Regions from separate parts of the Homo sapiens genome. Here all the other regions are linked to region 2. A link is a loop called in an ENCODE intact Hi-C map of the cell type or tissue named here. Cell type or tissue: PC-9. All regions are shown on one strand. Region 1 has its middle 27 kb from the start of PRKCA. Region 2 overlaps PRKCA (protein kinase C alpha). Region 3 overlaps PRKCA (protein kinase C alpha). Region 4 overlaps PRKCA (protein kinase C alpha).

Region 1 (5,000 bases), 190 kb before region 2:
TTTGCTTTCCAGCAATCTTATTGATTGAACATGCTTCCAAATTTTTTCATCTTTGACACGTTTCTTACAATGTAATTTTACAGGGCAGGAATCATCCTTGTTGAAGAGGAGAGTCCAAGACGGGGCGGCATTCTTGTGTAATGAGTTGCTTTAGCTTTTTCTTTTTTTCTTTTTCTTTTTTTTTTTTTTTTGGCTAAAACTAAGAATGTGTCAGTGGCAAACACTAAAAATCCACCCCCATTTACTTCTTGTGGCTGTTCCTGAGGGATGTCAGTGATAAAGTCACCCAACTTACAAACTTTACAGTGAGTCACTCATCCCATTAAAGGCCCTTGAGATGTACGATAACAGCAAAAAAAAACCCCACCTTTCCAGAAGGATATCATAACAATTAGAAAATCAGTCATGATGGCAGTGAACCTCAATGTTCTGATCCACAAAATAAGGCTTTGGTGAAGAATAAATGAAATTACATTTGTGAAAATTTTGCAGTGTGAGCTTTTATTACTCGTATCTTTACAAAGAACATAATAGATACTGCTACATTTTTGCAAAGCAAGCTGACATCTGGAGTATGAAACAATCATTAATAATTATCTGTGCTGGTCAGGCATGGTGGATCAAGGTTGTAATCCCAGCACCTTGGGAGGCCAAGGCAGGGGGATTGCTTGAGGCCAGGAGTTTGAGACCAGCCTGGCCAACATAGTGAGACTCCATTTATATAAAAAAATTAAAAATCAGCCAGGTGTTGTGCCACACACCTAAATTCCTAGCTACACTGGAGGTTAAGACAGGAGGGTTGCTTGAGCCCAGTAATTCAAGGCTATAGTGAGCTATGATTATGCCACTGCACTCTAGCCTGGGAGACAGAGATAGAGCCTGTCTCTCAAAACAAAACGAAAACAAAACAACAACAACAAAAAGCTGGGCACAGTGGCTCATGCCTGCAACCCCAGCACCTTGAGAGGCCAAGGCAGAAGGACTGCTTGAGTCCAGGAGTTCTAGACCAGCTGGACAATGTACCAAGACCCCCATCTCTTTAAAAAGTGTAGCTGGGCCTGGGTGGTACATAACTGTAGTCCCAGCTACTCAAGAGGCTGAGGTGGCAGGATCCCTTGTGCCCAGAAGTTGGAGGATGCAGTGAGCTGTGATAGCTACACACTCCAGCCTAGGTGACAGTGACAGAGCAAGATCCTGTGTCTAAACAAGAAAAAGAAACGGTATCTGTGCAAAAAAAAAAAAAGTATTCAAAAGTCTAAACCTTGTGTTAGAGACAGCCATTGCACAAACAAGAAGAAAGGGAATTCATTAGACCATGCATAAGTATCAGAAAGAGCCTGAATGTTTTTTTAAATCATTATTATTTACAATTTTTTTTTTTTTTTTTGAGACGGAGTCTTGCTCTGTCACCCAGGCTGGAGTGCAGTGACGCGATCTCGGCTCATTGCAAGCTCTGCCTCCCGGGTTCACGCCATTCTCCTGCCTCAGCCTCCCAAGCAGCTGGGACTACAGGTGCCCGTCACCGCGCCTGGCTAATTTTTTGTATTTTTAGTAGAGACGGGGTTTCACTGCATTAGCCAGGATGGTCTTGATCTCCTGACCTCGTGATCTGCCCGTCTCGGCCTCCCAAAGTGCTGGGATTACAGGCGTGAGCAACTGCGCCTGGCCTATTTACAAAAATTTTTTAGAGACAGAGTCTTGCTCCATCATCCGGCTGCAGCCTGGACTTCCTGGGCTCTGACAATCCTCCTACCTCAGCCTCCTGAGTAGTTAGTATTACAGGCATAGGCAACCATGCCCAGCTAATTATTTTTAAAGTGTTTTGTAGAGGCAGGGTCTCACTATGTTGCCCAGGCTGGCCTCAAATTCTAGACCTCACCTGGCATGGTGGCTCACGCCTGTAATCCCAACACTTTGGGAGGCCAAGGCAGGATTGCTTAAGCCTAGGAGTTCTCCAACTCCAGCATAGTGAGACCCCATCTCTACCAAAAATACAAAAATTAGCCTGACATGGTGGTGCATGCCTGTAATCCCAGCTACTGGGGAGGCTGAGGTGGGAGGCTTGCTCGAGCCTGGGAGGCAGAAGTTGCAGTGAGCCAAGATCGTACCACTGCACTCCAGCCTGGGTGACAGAGTGAGACTCTGTCTCAAAAATAAAATAAATAAAAACAGGCCAGGCATGGTGGCTCACACCTGTAATCCTAGAACTTTGGGAGGCTGAGGTGGGCGGATTGCCTGAGCTCAGGAGTTCGAGACCAGCCCGGGCAACGTGGTGAAACCCTGTCTCTACTAAAATACAAAAAAAAAAAAAAAAAATTAGCCAGGCATGTTGGCATGTGCCCGTAATCCCAGCTACTTGGGAGGCTGAGGCAGGAGAATTGTGTCAACCCAGGAAGTGGAGGTTGCAGTGAGCTGAGATTGTGCCACTGCACTCCAGTCTGGGCGGCGGAGCAAGACTCCATCTCCAAAAAATAATAATAATAATAGTAAATAAAATAAAAATAATAAAAATAAGAAATAAATATATCACCTCGTTAGTCCTTACAACAAAGCCAATAGCCTTTGTTCACATAAGTGGAATCCCACTCTCATTTCATAGCTAAGAAAACTGAGGCTCAGAAGAGAATAGGATTTACCCAAAGTCTCAGGAATTCATCTGAGCCCTATGGACCACCCCACAGCAGTGCAGATTATCTTTGCAAGGTATTACGTGCCTAAGACAGTCTTTCCAGTAGATGACTCAGTGAGCTGGCACCACTTGCAGACTAGCCAGTAGAGTGACCACAGTGTATCAGGAAGATGTGTCACTGAGAAAACAAAACCAGCAAGGATTGTGTGATGCCACAGTGACTCACTGTGCCCAAGGTCCCCCACTCTAACTAGGAGTATTCCCCAGTGGCCTTTATACAACTTGCTGATCTTTTCCTACTTGGCTCGTCTACTCGCCGCACAATCATTCCCATGCAGCCCCACCCCACCCCAGTCCCACCCGTCCTCCTGATGGGGCCTGCTTCTCATCCTCCGCTGAGGTGTCAGATTGACTTCCAGAGGCTTCTGCAGAGCACTTCTCACTCCAATCTCCTCCAATTCTCTAAGCACAAGCAGGAACCTGGGCATTTCCAGCTGCTCAAGCTAAGAGGTCCCCCTTCCAGCCTGGCTCGTGCTGGTGCTTAGGTGGGGCTCCTGTCCCTATCCCCTACAGCTCTGTTGTCTCTCGATATGTCACTCTTTGCACCAGAAAGAACAACCAAGGATCATTCTCAATGCTTCACACAGAAACCCTCTTCTCCCAAATGAATTTCCCGTTCCCTTTCTCAGGGACCCCCAAAGGTATAGCTGCAGCCTCCCAGAACACTTATTCTACAGGAGGCTGCTTAGACCACAGCTGTATTCGGGAAAAGGAAATTTCATTAGGATGTAATGATCTCAGGCCTCCAAAGCCCTGGCTGGCTGGAAAAAGGAGGCTACAGTCAGGATCCTGTCCAAGCCGCCAGAAGAAGTGGCTGATGGCTTTCTAGGCTGCCTCTCTCTGTGCATAATCCTGCTCATATCTCACTGGTCACAGCTGCAAAGGAGTTTAGGAGTGTAGTATCTTAGATGGGCACATATCCCTAGAAAAGCATTGCAAAGCAGAAGGGGAAAATGGAGTTGGGTAGACAACAAGTATTCTCAGAAGATAAGGGCATAGCTGGCAATCTGAACAGTGAGTGTTAAGGTTAGCCATTCCAATATCACACAGATAAGAAAAGGCCCTATGATTTGGCAACCAAGAGATTACTCATGGCCTTGGAAAAGACAAACCTAGCAGAACACTGGATTGGGAGTGGGGTTAAGCAATGAGTGGGGGTGAGGAAGTGGAGACATGGGACCCAGACTTTTCTACAGAGATGTTTCAGTAAAGAGAAATGAGGGCTGGGCGCAGTGGCTCATGCCTGTAATCCCAGAATTTTGGGAGGCCGAGACGGGCGGATCACAAGGCCAGGAGATCGAGACCATCCTGGCTAACATGGTGAAACCCCGTCTCTACTAAAAATACAAAAAATTAGCCAGGTGTGGTGGCGGGCGCTTGTAGTCCCAGCTACTCAGGAGGTTGAGGCAGGAGAATAGTGTGAACCCGGGAGGTGGAGCTTGCAGTGAGCTGACACAGTGCCACTGCACTCCAGCCTGGGCAACAGAGAAAGACTCCATCTCAAAAAAAAAAAAGAAAAAAAAAGAGAGAAATGAGAGACAGAGAAATAGACAGCTGTATTATAAAAATATACACATAATTCCTAACCTTTATTTTGACTGCTTCTTTTCCTCTCCCCAACTCAATCTTGGCAACAGTTACTAATAGCAAAATTGACTGACCTGAGTTCCAGCTTCTCTCTGTTCTTCTTCCCAGGGAAGGTGCTAATGAGGAATGAAATGGCCAAAGGCTGAACTGCGGGAGGGAGAAGTGAAGCTCTGGAACATGCAGCAGCTGAGCGTGGAGCACTGAGGATTTTCTCCATGACAAAAAGGAGTTTTATCATGGCCAGGTGTGGTGGCTTATGCCTGTAATCCCAGCACTTTGGAAGGCTGAGGTGGTAGGATTGCTTGAGGCCAGGAGTTCAAGATCAGCCTGAGCAACATAGCAAGACCCCGTCTCTAAAAAATTAATAAATAAATAAAAAGATTAGCCGGGCATGGTGGCCTGTGCCTGTAGTCTCAGCTACTTGGGAGGCTGAGGTGAGAAGATGGCTTGAGCCCTGGAGGTTGAAATGCAGTAAGCAGTGATAGCACCACTGCGCTCCAGCCTGGGTGACAGAGTGAGACCTTTTTTTTTTTTCTTTCAGTGAAAGTACAGAGATTTATTGCAAAGGCAGAATTACACACTTAAGAAAGGGAAGTGCAAGTGCAATGGGGTTTGGAGTCCCTACATTTATGGGTTTATTGAATTAAGGGGTGGAATATTCATGAAGATTCCTGGAAAAAGATGGAAATTTATCAGAACTGCGGTGCAAACCTAATGCTAAGAA
Region 2 (5,000 bases):
CTGATTCTTTTGACAGTGTCTTTTGCAGAGCAGAAGTTTTTAATTATAATGAAATCCAGCTTACCAATTATTTTTTCATGGATTGCTCCTTTGGCCTTTGGTATTGTATCTAAAACGTTATTGCCAAACCCAAGGTCATCTAGATCTTTCTCCTTTGTTATTTTGTAGAGTTTTACAATTTTGTGTTTTGGTTTTTTTAATTAAATACAAAGGGATTGGTGGTTTTTGTTTCTTGGTAGAAACATAGTTTGTTTCTTTACCAGTGACATAAGCAATAACTTAAGTAAATAAATGAATGACTAGGAAACTCTTTGACTAGGCCAACCCCCATAGCCTTAATAACCACAACTTAACATTTGCAGAATAGGAAGGACTAATCCTTTAATTTATCTTTTATGTCTATCCAGAACTTTAGTCCTATGAGCTGTTTTGTAAACGAGATTTGTTTTGTGGGAAAGGGAATTTTGTTTCAAGACTTCCCTAAGAAACTGATAGCATCGGGTAATTCTTAAATTTGACTTATCATAATGGTATATCTGGAAGGAATTTGTCAACTGATATGTTATAATTATTTTTTAATTTTTTTTAATTTTTGAGATAGGTCTTACTCTCTTGCCCAGACTGGAGTGCAGTGGTGTGATCATGGTTCACAGCAGCCTCAAACTCCTGGGCTCAAGAGATCCTCCCACCTCAGTCTCCTGAGTAGCTGGGACTAAAGGCATGTGCCACCATGCCTGGCTAGTTAATTTTTTTTTTTTTTTAAGTAGAGATGAAGTCTTGCTGTGTTGTCCAAGCTGGTCTCACACTCCTGAGCTTGAGCAGTCCTCCCACCTTGGCCCCTCAAAAGTGTTGAGATTACAGAGGGGAGCCACTGTGCCTGGCCTGATATGTTTTAATTCTAACAGTAGATCTGCATAGAGAGAAAAGTTGGTATTATGAACAAAGGTAGCTTTAATTCGAAGAGACAACCATCCCCATTCCACAACCTCTTTCCACCCAAGCAAGGAAATTTATTGAGGCCAGTAACATTTTAAATGCTTTTTGGAGTTGTTTATTTGCATGTACTTTCTTTCTTATTGTGTAAGATTTGACTTTTTTTTTTAAAGGAGTTTCTTCACATGGATAACTCAGTTTGTATAGCCTAATGTAATCTCAGCAATAAGTCAAAAGCTGTTCTTCTGTAGGGCTATATAGTTCTCTGACATAGGAAATCATTCTTAGTTCCATTATATTGAGAAGAAACAGAGAAGCATTTTACATCCAAGTGCACCAGCAGCTGTTTTGTTACATAGCTGCTGTGTGCAGAGCCCAATACTGAGAATTTTAAGAAGTCACTGAAATATGTCGAAGCACGAGGATGGGTCTGGATCTCCTCACTCTAGACGCCTGTACCTTTTTTCTGTAGTCGGTGAATGAAATTTTGGAACATGAACTGCACGTGTGGAAAGAATTTGTGTGTGGGTGGAGGAAGCATCTAATGGGAACTGAGCTGGGGGAAGTAGAGCTTGGTCCCAGGTGTCCCAGCTGGAAGAGTTTGAAGCCAGACCCAGGGAGCCCTGCGTTTGAGGCCACCTGCACTGCTCACAAGCCACGGGCCTTGGGAAGCCCTTTCTGGGAACTTGCTTGTGGAGCTGAGATGGGGGTCAGAATTATTCTGCAAAGTGGTTCCCACTGAGCAACAAGTGACTTTCTCTTCCTCCACGTTTTCTTCTCCTTACCTCAAAATGGAAGAAACTTCTTGGCAAAATACCATTTAACATAATTTGGCCACACTGAACATTTAAAAATAATCAAAGATGGAGTCTGTGCTGTTAAGAATTGATAAGTATTCCACATAAAATCTAAACATCGTTCTTTTCTTTATTAAATTTTTGGTGTAATGCACAAAAACTTGAAACTTCAGCTTTTAATAAAATTGACTTTATTTCTAAAGAGAAGTGGGAATAACAGTGGTGCTAAGATTAGCAGTAAAAGCCTTTAACCTGCGAATTCCTTCACGCTGGGGTCAAAGAAGGGAAGTCCACGTGGATGTTTGACTTGTGACCTCTTCCTTCATTTAAAAAAAAAAAAGACTTAAATTACTCATGCCCTCAGTTTAAATTTGTGACTGGCATTTGAAACTATGGAATGATTCACTTTTCCTTGTAGCAAGAAAATTTGAAAATGAAAGCAAAATGATGCTCATATTCAAACTGAACCTACTATGAAAAGATGTTTGCTGATGGCTTCGTTGCCCTGCAAACACACACGACAGAGATGGCTGTTGTTCAACACATTATTTTCCTCTTCCTCTGAGCATCTTAGAGAGGGATGACTGTGCATGTTGCCTCATGCGCAGGAGGTGGTGTGCAAAGATCTTTTGGTTTGTATCGTGGCTTACAGGCTCTCATTTAGGCCATGGCATGGTACATTCCAATACCATGAGTGGTTAAATCTCAGGAATTCCAAAGTGTATGAACGGAGTGATGTCAGCTGTACTCTCATTTCATGCTATGTAGCCAGATGTCGTGTAGCTAACCTCAGCAGTTACTATACATAATGTGCTATAACTGGCTGATTTAAGGTAAACTGCCTCAGTTTCCTCATCTGTAAATGATGGCTTTTGACTAAATAATAGCTTAGTTTTCATTGTGAACAAAATGCTTGTTTAGCTGGGCAAACACATTTTTTTTTGCAGAAAAACAGCCCTATCACCAATAGTACCTGCTCTAGTGCTTTTAAAAATTAGAATGAAATTTTGTTTGTACATTTTTGTTTGTTTTTGACAGTCTCACTGTGTCACCCAGGCTGGAGTGCAGTGGCACCATCTTGGCTCACCACAGCCTCAAACTCCTGGGCTCAAGCGATCCTCCTGCTTCAACCTCCTGAGTAGCTGGGACCACAGGTGCATGCTAGTATGCCTAGCTAATTTTTTAATTTTTTGTGGAGATGGGGTCTCACTATGTTGCTCAGGCTTGTCTTGAACTTCTGGGCTCAAGCGATCCCCACGCCTTGGCCTTCCAAAGTGCTAGGATTACAGGTATGAGCCACTGCGTCTGGCCTTGGTTGTACTTAAAAAACAAAAACAAAAAATTAAAAAAAAAAACAACAGAAAACTTTTCATGGCTCCCAGGAGCATTTATATGACTAACAAGTTATCTTTCCTTGCTGATAGTTCCACTTTCCTCGTGTTTGACAGAAATGACTCTTAGTTTAGGAACTCCTCATTAGCTGTTTCCAGGAGCAGTGGGGTATCATTTTGATGCTTCTTTATTTCTTCTATGCAACTAAAATACAAAGTGAAGATACGATGTCTCTGAAATGATAAAGCTACATTTGTCAAAAAGCACATATTTTCCATTCGACATTTTGGCTTAAAGAAATGAAAACTACAGAATGACTTTTTCCTTTATCTGGGTCTGTGCTGTGTATTTACCTATTTAAAAAGATATACAGGTGAAAAATATTTTTTGAAATGAACTTGTCTGAATCAAGATGCACACTCTTGCAGCAACATCACAGGGTGTCTCTGTCACTGAGGACTCTGTCCTCATTTGTGTGGGCTGACTGGGTCGCTGGCTGTGGGAGGCACACATTTGCTATCTTGGTGCAGCAGTTTGTAGTCAGCTGACTGACTTGTTCCTGCACATGCATTTTTTTTCCTGGCAAGTCATAATTCATGTTTTTCCTAAGGTCCAACCCTATTATAACTGACAGATCCTATCTGGCTGAGAAACATGGGCACCCTTCTGTTTTTGCCTCTTGTTCCCAACATATTTGTATGCTTTTCAATAGGAAGCTGACCTGGAGTAAATGCCCAGGGTTGTCTGAGGTCTCTAAATGGAAGGTGTGGTCTGAAACCAGCTAACTATGGCAGCATTAGGGCAAGAGCGCACAGGTAAAGGACTTCTGAAGGAGGGTGGAGGGTGGGAAAGTGGGAGGGGCGAGAGCTAACATGAATGAAACTGAAGAGAAACAGAAGTTGTGGCTGGCATGCAGGAGAAACCCAGATTCCCATTCACCACTTCCTCTCACCTCCAGAAATTACCCATCATTCCTCTCTATTTTGCAATCCTCTCTATTTCCCCTGAAGGTTCTGCTTTGAATGCTGTCTTCCCAGCAGAAATGTTGAAGGGAAGTAGCTCAGCCCAGTTCCCTTCTGGGCCACCACTTTCAACTGTAGACTTTCTAGTCAGAGCCAAGAAGGCCATGGACTCTGAGAATGGCATTTAAAGTCTCTGCCGGGCTCCACTTAGTTCCCCTTCCCCTACAGATGCCTTATTCCCTCGAAATGCAAACGAGGCTCCATGGCCACAGTTTCCTTCCTCTTTCTGTCCACATTCCAGTCGTTCACCATCTCGAGAACACTGGGGCACCCTCCTCTACCCCCAGCCAGAGCTGTCATTTAGTTGTGATCCACAAATCTGCTAAAGAGAAAGGTGCCCTGCTATCATTTTGCAAAGGCTTGCTTGGAACACATTCCTGCCATTCTTTTTTGCTGCTCTGTAGCCTGAGTGATTATTTGTTTAGTGTAGGAGTAAATATGAGGGGTGCTGTGTTTCTTAAAAACAAAACAAAACAAAACTTTTAGTGACATATGCTCATTGGGGGAAATAAGATAGAAATAAATAATATTGAAAACAAACACCCGTCAATCACGTGACAACCACAATATAGCACTTTGGTGAAAATGGTCTTAATTTAAAAAAGAAAGTCCATCTTTCTAGGTATCTGAGCAATTCATTACTATTCTATGTAATTTTTGTGGGTTTATAATTAATTTTGTAGATTGGGATTTACTAGCATGTGATACCTTGTAAAGGACATTTTACATTAAATTATCTTCCTCCCTAGCACATTGCCTAATTCTGTCACTTGTATTATTGAGGAAACATTTGCAAGTAGGACAAAAAGCTGTCTGCAAATACTTAAGCTTTGAGTTGTTTTTTTCTGAAGTGCGAACACAATCAATTGGGTTAAGTCTCCCAGCCCCTAAGTGGGGGTATTTATGTTTTTTTTAG
Region 3 (5,000 bases), 170 kb after region 2:
TGATTTTGTTTTGAAAAACGGGTCAGAAAGGTTTGGAAACAGCAGTGTGTTTCCTTTACTTAGAGAAAAGCGTCCTAATTCTGCTTTTCAGATAAATCTTTAGACTCATCCTCCCACGACTCCTTAACATGAGATCAGCGGGTTATATATTTAATGAAGAAGTAAAAGATGTTCCTTTGGTGCTGTTCTACTTGAGTTAATGTATTTCACCAGCCAATACTACTGTATTCCCTATTCAGTAAACAGTATATTTAATACATATGTAGTACAGTAAATGCTCTTGCATTGGAATTATGCATGTAAAATCTGATGAAACCCTAAACTCTGTAGTTTAGTTAATGGTATTGTAGCATTGTCCTGGGTCTGCAAATGTGCCGTGGTTATGTAAGATGTTATCACTGGGGAAGCTGGATGAAGGGTATGAAGGAACAGTCTGTACTATTTTTGCAAATTCTTGTGAGTCTTAAATTATTTCAAATTAAATAGCTTTAAAAAAAAAAGAATTAAAGAGATGATCTAGTCCGGTTGTTTTCAACTTTAATTTTAGCAGTGGTCTCCCTCTTCTGCCTTCTCCTGCCTCCATCCTCAGCATCCTTAGGCACCACCTGACGTTTTAAAAATGCTGATCCCACCCAATACATTTAGGCTCCAGATGAGGAAATCAGGGCCCACAGAAGTAAAATGCATCACTATTTAGAGGCTATTGATAGAAACACAGTGAGCCTGGGGAGTTTTTAGGACGAGTTGCTCTCTGCAGATCTTCATGACTCACAGCTCTGTCGCTAACACTGTGGTTTCTTTTGTCAGACTAGGTGAGATTAATTAGACTGGAAAAGAGTTTCCATGCTCCTGCATCCCATTGCTGCAGTGCAAGAAATGGCATCATCCATATAATTGAGACAGTGCAAGAGGTGGTTTGGGTTAGCAGACAGTTTAACAAAACACCACTCAGGGCATTTGCCAAGAGGACTGGCTTGAAAGTCCAGGCATGGGGTGCAGAAGTCGGGAATGCGGGACCTAGGAGGAAGTCCCTTGACTTCTGCCAGCTTGGCCTTCACTCTGACCACCTATGAAGCCTGAGGGTGATTAGCCCAGAGGATAGGGAGTCCTGTTTCCTCCCCATCCAGGCCCAAGTCACTAAAGTATTTTGGGGAAACCCTGGGCACCTTGAAGTTTGCTCCTAAGGATAATGTAATAATAATTGCTTATATTTGTCTAAGGATTTTCAGGTTGCAAAGTCTTTCTCTTATATTCCCTAAGCTGGGTGTCACCCCTTGCCCATGACACGGGCAGATTGGTTTTATTTCTGCTTTATAAATAAATGACGTGACTTTTCCAAGGTAAGAGCTTGTGCCGGGACTGGGGTCAGAACACAGGTCTCCACAGTCCTGCTAAGTGCTCTTCTCATAGGAGACTCTCTTGTTCTAAACAAAGATCCTGGTTATTGTGAAGCACCTGTGCACAATTGCTGATCAACAAACAGCTGGTGCTATTATTATTACTGTCGTTGTAATTCATAGGCAGGATCTTTGGCCACATGTAATTTTGGGGTGTGACAACTCCAAGACTTGCTGGTTCTCCAGACTTAGGCAGGAGGTGGAAGCGATGGTTTCCTCTCTTCCTACACCTCCAAACGGTGAGAACCTGAAGGTGCCATATGGCTGTTGCGTGAGTAAGCCTTAGGTTTTCCTGAAAAGTGAGTTGCCTGTGTGCCACATCAATGGAGATCTATGTGACAACCAACTGGTATGACAACCACCCTGGGGCTGCCTGGCATGCACATACTCCTGAGGGCTCCGTGCGAGCTGCCATTCTTTATTAATTTAGTGCCATTTGTTGATGCCTCGTTTCTGCAGGGAAAACTGGTTCCTTCATTTCCCCTGGCATATTCTGCGCCCTCCGCACTGTAGGACGCAACCTTTCCTGTCAACACAGGTATTTTTAATTGGTGCTGGCACCAACCTACTCCCTGAACATTCTTCCTGATGTCCTGGGATCCTGGCAAAAGTGGTGGGCTTCCCTAATGGTGGAAGTCTAAGGCCATACTTCAGACCGTGGACCCAACTACTGCTTTCTAGAAGAAATAACCTGTCAAGGAAGATGTTGATGTCTCACACCCTGAGAGAAACATTTAGGAGGTAAACCACTGACCTGCCTCGAGGATATCATTAATCATCTACACATAGAGGTGCTAGGTACTCACCTCGCACCAGTGACACACTTACTAAATATTTGTTGAATGACCTCCTAGAGCAGTGGTTTTCCAGTCTTTAGTGTGTCCGCCAACACAAGGATCACTGGCAGGATCTGCTCAAACACAGACTGTGAGGCCCCACCCCCAGAGTTTCTGACTCGGTTGGTCTGGGAAAGGACTAAGTACTATGCCTTTCTAACAAGTTCCAAGTGATGTGATGCTGTGCGGGAACCATGCTCTGAAAACCCTTGTCCTAAAGCAGGGCTTGGCAAACTTTTCCTAAAAGGACCCAAATAGTAAATATTTTAGATTTTGTGGCCCACACAGTCTCTGTCATAATTACTCAACTCTGCCATTATAGCCAAAGAAAATATGTAAATAAAGGAGCATGTCTGTTTTCCAATAAAATTTTATTTACAAAAATAGGTGGTGGACTTGTTTCTAAAATATATATATATATATGTGTGTGTGTGTGTGTGTATATATATATATATATGTTGCAAATATAAAAATGCGTTGTAAATATATTGAGAGCCAGATCCTCATTCTGGGTAGATCTCCAAAAGCTCTTGTGATGGGAATCCAACGTTGGTCACATCGTAGGTCTGTGCTCTCTGAAGCAGCACAAATACAAAACTTGGAGTGAAACAGAGATGAGCGTTGTTCCTGTGCAAGGATCACGTGCAAATATGTGAACTGTTTCATATAAAAAAAAATCTGAGGTCTGATGTTCATCAACCATGTGATTTGGGGAAGGTCATTAACATCTCTGTAAAACGAGGATAATTAGGCAGTAAAAACTAGGGGAAAATGCTCATTTTTATAAGTTCTGGGTGGTGCAGACACGAGGGGTTTACTATTCTTTATACTTCTCTGTATGATTGAACTATTTCAGAATTCTCAAATCTGTGTCTTTAAAAAGTAGTCATAGGCCAAATGCTTTGGGAGGCCAAGGCAGGTGGATCACGAGGTCAGGAGATCAAGACCATCCTGGCTAACAAAGTGAAACCCCGTCTCCACTAAAAATACCAAAAATTAGCCAGGCGTGGTAGTGGGTGCCTGTAGTCCCAGCTACTCGGGGGGCTGAGGCAGGAGAATGGCATGAACCTGGGAGGCAGAGCTTGCAGTGAGCAGAGATCGTGCCACTGCACTCTAGCCTGGGCAACAGAGCAAGACTGTCTAAAAAAAAAAAAGTCATAACAAGCCTTTGGCATATATGTGGCTTAGGGTTTAGGTTCCATAGTCAACCAAAAGATGAATTATCTTACAGTCAGAATCACCTTTGGAATTCCCCGAAATCACCAGCACCAAGGCCCTCAGAAAGTCAGCAGCCAAGAATATTCTGCTTTATGTCACTTTGCATTGGAGAAACCCTGAGAGAAAGGTTAATTCAAGCTTATTATGTCTACAGTAGATCTCTGGATCTCCTGCCCTTCCCCAAACCCTGATCTTCTAAAGTCTTGCTTAATTCAGTGGATGGCCACTCTGCCTTTGCAGCTGCTCAGGCCACAAGGAGTGATTCAAGAGGAAGAACTTAATAGGAATGAGTCCTGATAGGTACATGTTGAATATGAAATTGTTTTATAGTTCCAATAGAACAGTAGAGTCTATGGCCATACCACCCTGAACATGCCTGATGGAAAGCTAAGCAGGGTCGGGTCCGGTTAGTACTTGGATGGGAGACAAATAGATCATCTAAGTAGAAGCTCAGAGCTCTACTATTATTTATTTATTTATTTTTTGAGATGGAGGCTCGCTCTGTCGCCCAGGCTGGCGTGCAGTGGCATAATCTCAGCTCACTGCAACCTCCACCTCCTGGACTCAAGCGATTCTCCTGCCTCAGCCTCTCAAGTAGCTGGGATTACAGGCACACGCCACCATGCCTGGGTAATTTTTGTATTTTTAATAGAGACAGGGTATCACCATGTTGGCCAGGCTGGTCTCAAACTCCTGATCTCAGGTGATCTGACTGCCTCAGCCTCCCAAAGTGCTGAGATTACAGGTGTGTGCCACTGTGCCTGGCCTACCTTTATATATTAATAAACAGAGGAGGCTGGGCGCGGTGGCGCATGCCTGTAATCCCAGCACTTTGGGAGGCCGAAGCAAGTAGATCACCTGATGTCAGGAGTTTGAGACCAGCCTGAATAACATGGTGAAACCCCATCTCTACTAAAAATTAAAAAAAATTAGGTGTGGTGGCAGGCACTTGTAATCCCAGCTACTTGGGAGGCTGAGACAGGAGAATCGCTTGAACCTGGGAGGCAGAGGTTGCAGTGAGCCGAGCTCGTGCCACTGCACTCCAGCTTGGGTGACAGAGTGAGACTCTGTCTCAAAAAATAATAATAATAAAATTGAATAAATAAATAAGCAGAGGCCCCAGAAGCAGAGGCGCTTATCTGCACTACCTGCGTGGTACCTACCTACCCTGTGATACGGCACTCTTCTAAGCATTTTACAAAGACTGACTCGTTTTGTCCTTATTTATAGTAACCACAGAAGACAGATGCTGTTAATTTCCCAGCTTATAGATGAGGCAGAAAGGATAAGTAATTCGTCCAAGGCCATGCCTCTGGGTAGTAGCAGAGCTGGAACCTGAACCCAGGCAGTGACTCCAGAATCTACGCTCTTTAACCACGATGGTCTTCTGTATATCATTTTTCTTCCCTATCCATAATCTGTGAGTTGAGGGACAAAAGCTTAAAAATCTAAAGAAAAAAGATGTCTGGTTGCACCTTTGGTGCTCTATGTGGTATGCTAGAGAAGGTAATGAAATTGCAGTGGGCTATGGGGAGGCGTAATTTCAGTG
Region 4 (5,000 bases), 210 kb after region 2:
CTTGTACCACTAACATGCATTGGAAATCTAGAACAATTTAAAGTCTAAGCTTGTTGCACAAATTAGCAGAAAGTTGAAGAAGATAAAATACATGGCCCTGAAAACAGAGCGAACATTAACAAACAGAAGCCACACAGACCAATGGGAAAGATAGGGCTTATTCCACTAATAATGTTGAGAAGTTGTCTAAACATTTGGAGGAAAATAAATGAGATCTTCTTTCACACTGTACACCAAAATAAATTTCAAATGGTCTTAAGAGTTAAATATAAGAAAGAAACAAAATAATTAAAACTTAGGTGAATATTAAGCTAATCTCAGAAAGGGCAAGGTTTTTGTAAGCCTAAAAGAAATGGAAAAAATAAAAGGAAATGTTTGACAGATTTAACTACATAATAAGTTAAGCTTCTCTGTTTCTAGAAGAATGGTGACATGTAACACAGTTTGCAGCAACTATGACAAAAGGCTTTTATCATTTATATCTCAACAACTCTTCTAACACAGTAAGAAAACTTGTTACTACCTTCTAGAAAACTTGAATAAGGAGTTAAGTCAGGCAGAAATAAATACAAATGGGCAAATAACCATGGAAAAAAAATTTAACCTCAAAAATAAGAAAGTCAAAATTACAGTGTTATTCTTTACTTTTCTCACCACTTCTTGATATGGTTTTGGTAGGATTGTGGTAAACTTTTAGAGGAGTAATTTGGCAATGTATGCCAAGAATCTTGAATAATTTCCATCCTTTAAGCTACTTCCAAGAATGTATTCTTATTCTTCTTTGCATCAGAAAATCTGTGGCGTTCTTAAACACACAGGGTATGATCAGACTTGCACAGCATAAATAGAACAAGAAAAAAAGTATCAGAAATTTCAATGAATATTTATGCATGAAGATGATCAGTTGCTATGTTATTTGTAAAGGTGAAAAATGATAAACTTTGTAGATGCCCCCAAACAGGGAATTGATTAAATAAATTCTGATTAGCCATAAAATGAGATGTTAGACATTTAAAATGTTTTCAAAGCATACTTTGTTATAAAGGCAGGTTCTAAAACTTTATTCCTAGTGTGATGTGAATTCTATAAAAATAAATATTTCAATGTAGATAGATGTGGAAGATACTGGCCATAAACATGCTAATGTGCCAATGTTGGTTCTCCCATGCAGAAGTATAGTTGTTTTAGTTTTCTTCTTTATATTTTTATGTCTTTAAATTTCTTGTATGATGGGTGCACCCGTTACTCCTATAATAAGAAAAAAATTTTCTTAAATATCTTCCTACGTTGTTTATGCAGAATCGTTTCAGTCTCTCATAACCTGGGAAATATTTCTCTCACAACTAGGTTTCATTTTCTTTTGAAACATCAGAATTATAGAACTTTAATGTAAAATTTTATGTCCCACTAATTGTAAAAGGGAAAGTAATGAAATATTTATGATCTTTTTCCAAGGACTAAACATTGTTGTTTCTCATCTTATACCACAGTCCTCCGAATTCTCTTATGTAAGTTTTGTTCCAGTAGAATTTTGGTTGATGAGTTGCCAACCTGTGTTTTCTGGTACGTGAATGGGACAGAAATTCACTCTTATCACCAAGCAGCCAGCCTCACCAGCAAAATAGAATATTCACTAAATAGGTTCCAAATAAGAAAATGGTTAATGTCCCTCAGTCCAGGTTTGTGTACAGGGCCATATGAAGCTGTGAGGCGATGTCTGATCAGGTGTATTTTTAGTGTATCTCATTATTCTTGCCTTTGTCTCTGGTAATAAGGAAACAAATATCACAAAATTTAGGGGTCATTATTTCTAAACATGAAAGAGATCACATCAGAAATTCTGCAACATTCATAAACACAGACGGTGTCAGCAGACTTGATACAGCATAAATAGAACAAATGCAGTGAACTAGACAGCACCCAGACCCAGTTTGTACACAGAATCTCAGTCTATAATTACCCAGTCAAAAATTGTTCATCGTGGTTGATGACACCTGTGCATTTTATTTCCTGAAATCTAGAGAAGTTCCACGTGATCACTATTTAACCAAGAGCAAAAGTCCCTTTCTGACCCATTTTTCCTGTAAGTGGAGATACATCCTGTGCTCTTTTGTCTTTGTGGGTACAGAGATTCTTTCTTCAAAGCATTTAACATTTTCAAAAAAGTGTGCCACTCCTTTTGGCCTGGCTTTCTTCGCCCGTGAAAAGGCCTGGGTGGTTTTTCCTTGTCCAAGAGTCCCTCCAAATGGACGCTTTATGTACTGCAACCAAGAGCTGAGAAGTTTCCAAGCTTTCCTGTCTGTGTTAGCATTCCGGTCATTCAGCAGGAATCCAATGAGCGCAGATTTTATCTTGTCTGTCCTGTGTTGCCCTGGGGGAGTGATCCCTGGGGATGCGAGGGGGTGTGGCCCTTGCCCTCAAGGTGCTGTCAGTCTGTAGACATGGAACACCTTTGGGCTGGGCTAGGCTGGCAGGAGAGTGGAAGGGCAGAGGAAATGGGTCTTGTGCAAGGCTAAGGGCTGACAGCACTGAGATGGATGGAGGAGTGTCCCCAGCGATGGGGCAGTGTGGACCCAGAAGCACAGAGCAAGGTGGGCACAGAGATACACGTGTTCAGCAGTTACTCAGTTCACGCATGGTGCTGTGCTGGGCAGTAGGGGTTCAAAATAACTAAAAGAGACTAACCTTGTTGGTGTGGAGTGGTTCTTTTGGGTTATATAAATACTAAATGTGATAGGTTGCATGCAGTTAAATATTTAGCATATAGAACCAACCCATCAGAACCAATGCCAGCTCCTAAGTCATACCAGCATCTGCTAGGGGAATGTGGGCCAGAAGACGGAGCGTCACTGACATTTAGATAGAGGTGTTCAAGTAAATGGTAGGAAACAGATTAGAGGCCTGTTTTCCATGTTGGGAGCCTAAAAGATACAGTAACCAAGTGCCACTCAAGCTGTGGTAGAGAATATCTCAGTTCTAACTTGTTAATGGGAGAAGAATATGATTTTGTTGTTGCTTCTGGCCAAATGATTCCAGTGAATCAGTCTGATGAGTGGCAGTGCCTGGGCTGCCACCCACAACCAACTCTCACCTGTCCTGTCGACTCTTCATTGTTCATGCTTGAGAAATCAGTTACCTCCTTATGCCATGGAGGGCCTGACTGCAGTGCACGCCCACCAATGGGAAGTCGTGCCCACACCAGTGGCAAGATATGCCACCACCATCATGGACCAACCACCCAACGCCTCCTATCCAAAGGCAGATCCCAGCAAGCACTTGCTCTCTGTTGCCGGGACTTCTCCCAGCTCCAAAACTGCCTTAGTCTGATCTATTAATATATCTTTTTAACTGGGTGGCTCATAAACAACAGAAGTTTACTTCTCACAGTTATGGAGGCTGGAGACTCCAAGTTCAGGGCACAGGAAGACTCAGTGGCTAGAGAGGGCCCATTTGCCGACAGCCCCACATCCTCACACGGTGGAAGGGCAAACCAGCTCCCTTGGGCTTCTCTTATAAGGGCACTGATCCTCTCCATGGAGGCTCTGCCCTCCTGGCCTAATCACCTCCCAAAGGCCCCTCCTCTTAATGTCATCGCCTTGGGGGTTAGGATTTCAAACACAAATTGGGGGCAGGAGGCACAAACATTCAGACCACAGCACAGAGCTCTTCCCATCCCCAGCCGAAGTAGGAATGACCCAGAGGAAGGCTGCTGTCCCTTTGCACACAGGTTCTGAAAGTGCGTGGAGAGAGGACGATCCCTCGGTCCCTGCAGAACCAGGCTCTTGAAGCATATAGCAGAGGTTCTCTACCCAGGGCCTACCCTAGAATGTCATCAAAACTGCAGTGTTGTATTAAAGGGGTGCATGGCTTAGAGAGAATGGAGAATGCCCAGCCCAGAGGCCCAGAGTGTTTTAGGATGTGCCTGTTACCCAAAGTTAAAATCTGTATGCGTCAGGAGTGACACTTGGGAGCTACACTTCCCAACCCCCTCTCCTGCGGCCACCGGAGCCTGCCTGGGCCCCTTCTCCTGAAACGGCCTTCTCTGCCCACATAATAGCCCCTAGCGATGCCAGTTCTGGTTCCTCCGCGGGGTCCCACGCCAGCTGACCCAGCAGTACCTGTAACGTGTCCCACCCTTGCCAGGGTTTGTGTGCCTGCATGGTTTTAGAGGTTCCAAGTCAGAGCCCCTAAACCCCTTGCCTTATTGCTAGACAGCTTGACCGCCCCCGGAACATCACGTGGGAAGGGCGCTCGGTAAATCCTGTTCTGGAGGCAATCTGTCACTCCACCAGTTTCCCAATCAACATTTGCCGAGGAGTTCTGGCTCCCGGTGCAGAACTGACTTGTGGCGACGTGAGGGAACTGGCAGCTTCTTAGACCCAAGTTCTCCCTCGCAGCATCGTCAGAAGAGGCCCAAAGTAGAGACGCAAACAAACCCTGAGAACAGCGTGTTCTTCCCAGTAACGTGACCGGGAAAATGTGAGCCAGAGGAAACTTGAGAGCTCCGTGGTGCGGCTGAGCTGGTGGGGTGAGGGTTTTTTCCCTTTTTCTATCTGGTCCAGCCCATCGGCCACTTGAGATGCTCCTGAACTGAGTAACCAAGCTGTTCGGAGGGTACTTTCTCAGCAGGACAAGCCCTGAGCTCTGGAAAAACGCAGCTAGAATAACGAGGAAGCAGAGGGGCCTCTCCCACACCAGGCTTGCCCCGACAGGTCAGCTTGCTTGTGGCCCAGCGCTACTGCGCACATGTTCCTTTAAGATCCCTATTTCCGAGGCAGCCGTGGCATAATTAAAGAATGGCCCTGTGGATGTCCTACGGTGCTCACTGTTTGCACTTGCTTCTGGGTGGGGCTAAGGTGTGGGACCGGCCGGGGAAGCCTGAACAAGGTGGGGTTGGCCAATTGCAACAGGTCACAGCCAGATCAGATACCCTGAGGAGGAGGCTGTGAGTCATGTTTGTCCAGAAGTGCCAACTGCTGCACCAGAAAAGCCGGGAGAAA

The links. A loop is a pair of places that touch in the nucleus more often than their neighbours do. Peaks named below come from ENCODE experiments on the same cell type or tissue, not always from the same donor. Only the 100,000 strongest peaks of a DNase experiment are listed, where the experiment ranks them.
Region 1: it touches region 2 in a loop (16-fold over the local background); 5 of 110 quality-filtered maps call a loop at or near these places.
Region 3: it touches region 2 in a loop (15-fold over the local background); 3 of 110 quality-filtered maps call a loop at or near these places.
Region 4: it touches region 2 in a loop (5-fold over the local background); 5 of 110 quality-filtered maps call a loop at or near these places.

The regions. Positions count from the first base shown.
Region 1 is chr17:66,273,018-66,278,017 of GRCh38, forward strand. No RefSeq gene overlaps it. Among named protein-coding and RNA genes, the nearest start is that of PRKCA, 27 kb to the right of the region's middle. RefSeq lists a silencer at 3,514-3,808. In PC-9, no CTCF peak of the experiment used is centred here; DNase peaks (open chromatin) are centred at 164, 2,794 and 3,744; H3K4me3 peaks cover 715 bases; H3K27ac peaks cover 4,003 bases.
Region 2 is chr17:66,464,817-66,469,816 of GRCh38, forward strand. The region is part of intron 2 of PRKCA (protein kinase C alpha); the gene reads left to right. Among named protein-coding and RNA genes, the nearest start is that of PRKCA-AS1, 50 kb to the left of the region's middle. RefSeq lists a silencer at 2,195-2,489. In PC-9, no CTCF peak of the experiment used is centred here; DNase peaks (open chromatin) are centred at 2,355 and 4,005; H3K4me3 peaks cover 1,088 bases; H3K27ac peaks cover 4,347 bases.
Region 3 is chr17:66,635,470-66,640,469 of GRCh38, forward strand. All of the region lies in intron 3 of PRKCA (protein kinase C alpha), which reads left to right. It also overlaps the pseudogene RNU6-928P and the pseudogene RNA5SP445. Among named protein-coding and RNA genes, the nearest start is that of MIR634, 150 kb to the right of the region's middle. In PC-9, no CTCF peak of the experiment used is centred here; DNase peaks (open chromatin) are centred at 942 and 2,192; H3K27ac peaks cover 2,425 bases.
Region 4 is chr17:66,671,759-66,676,758 of GRCh38, forward strand. The region is part of intron 5 of PRKCA (protein kinase C alpha); the gene reads left to right. Among named protein-coding and RNA genes, the nearest start is that of MIR634, 110 kb to the right of the region's middle. RefSeq lists an enhancer at 4,437-5,000. In PC-9, a CTCF peak has its summit at 2,252; DNase peaks (open chromatin) are centred at 2,353 and 4,873; H3K4me3 peaks cover 33 bases; H3K27ac peaks cover 1,271 bases.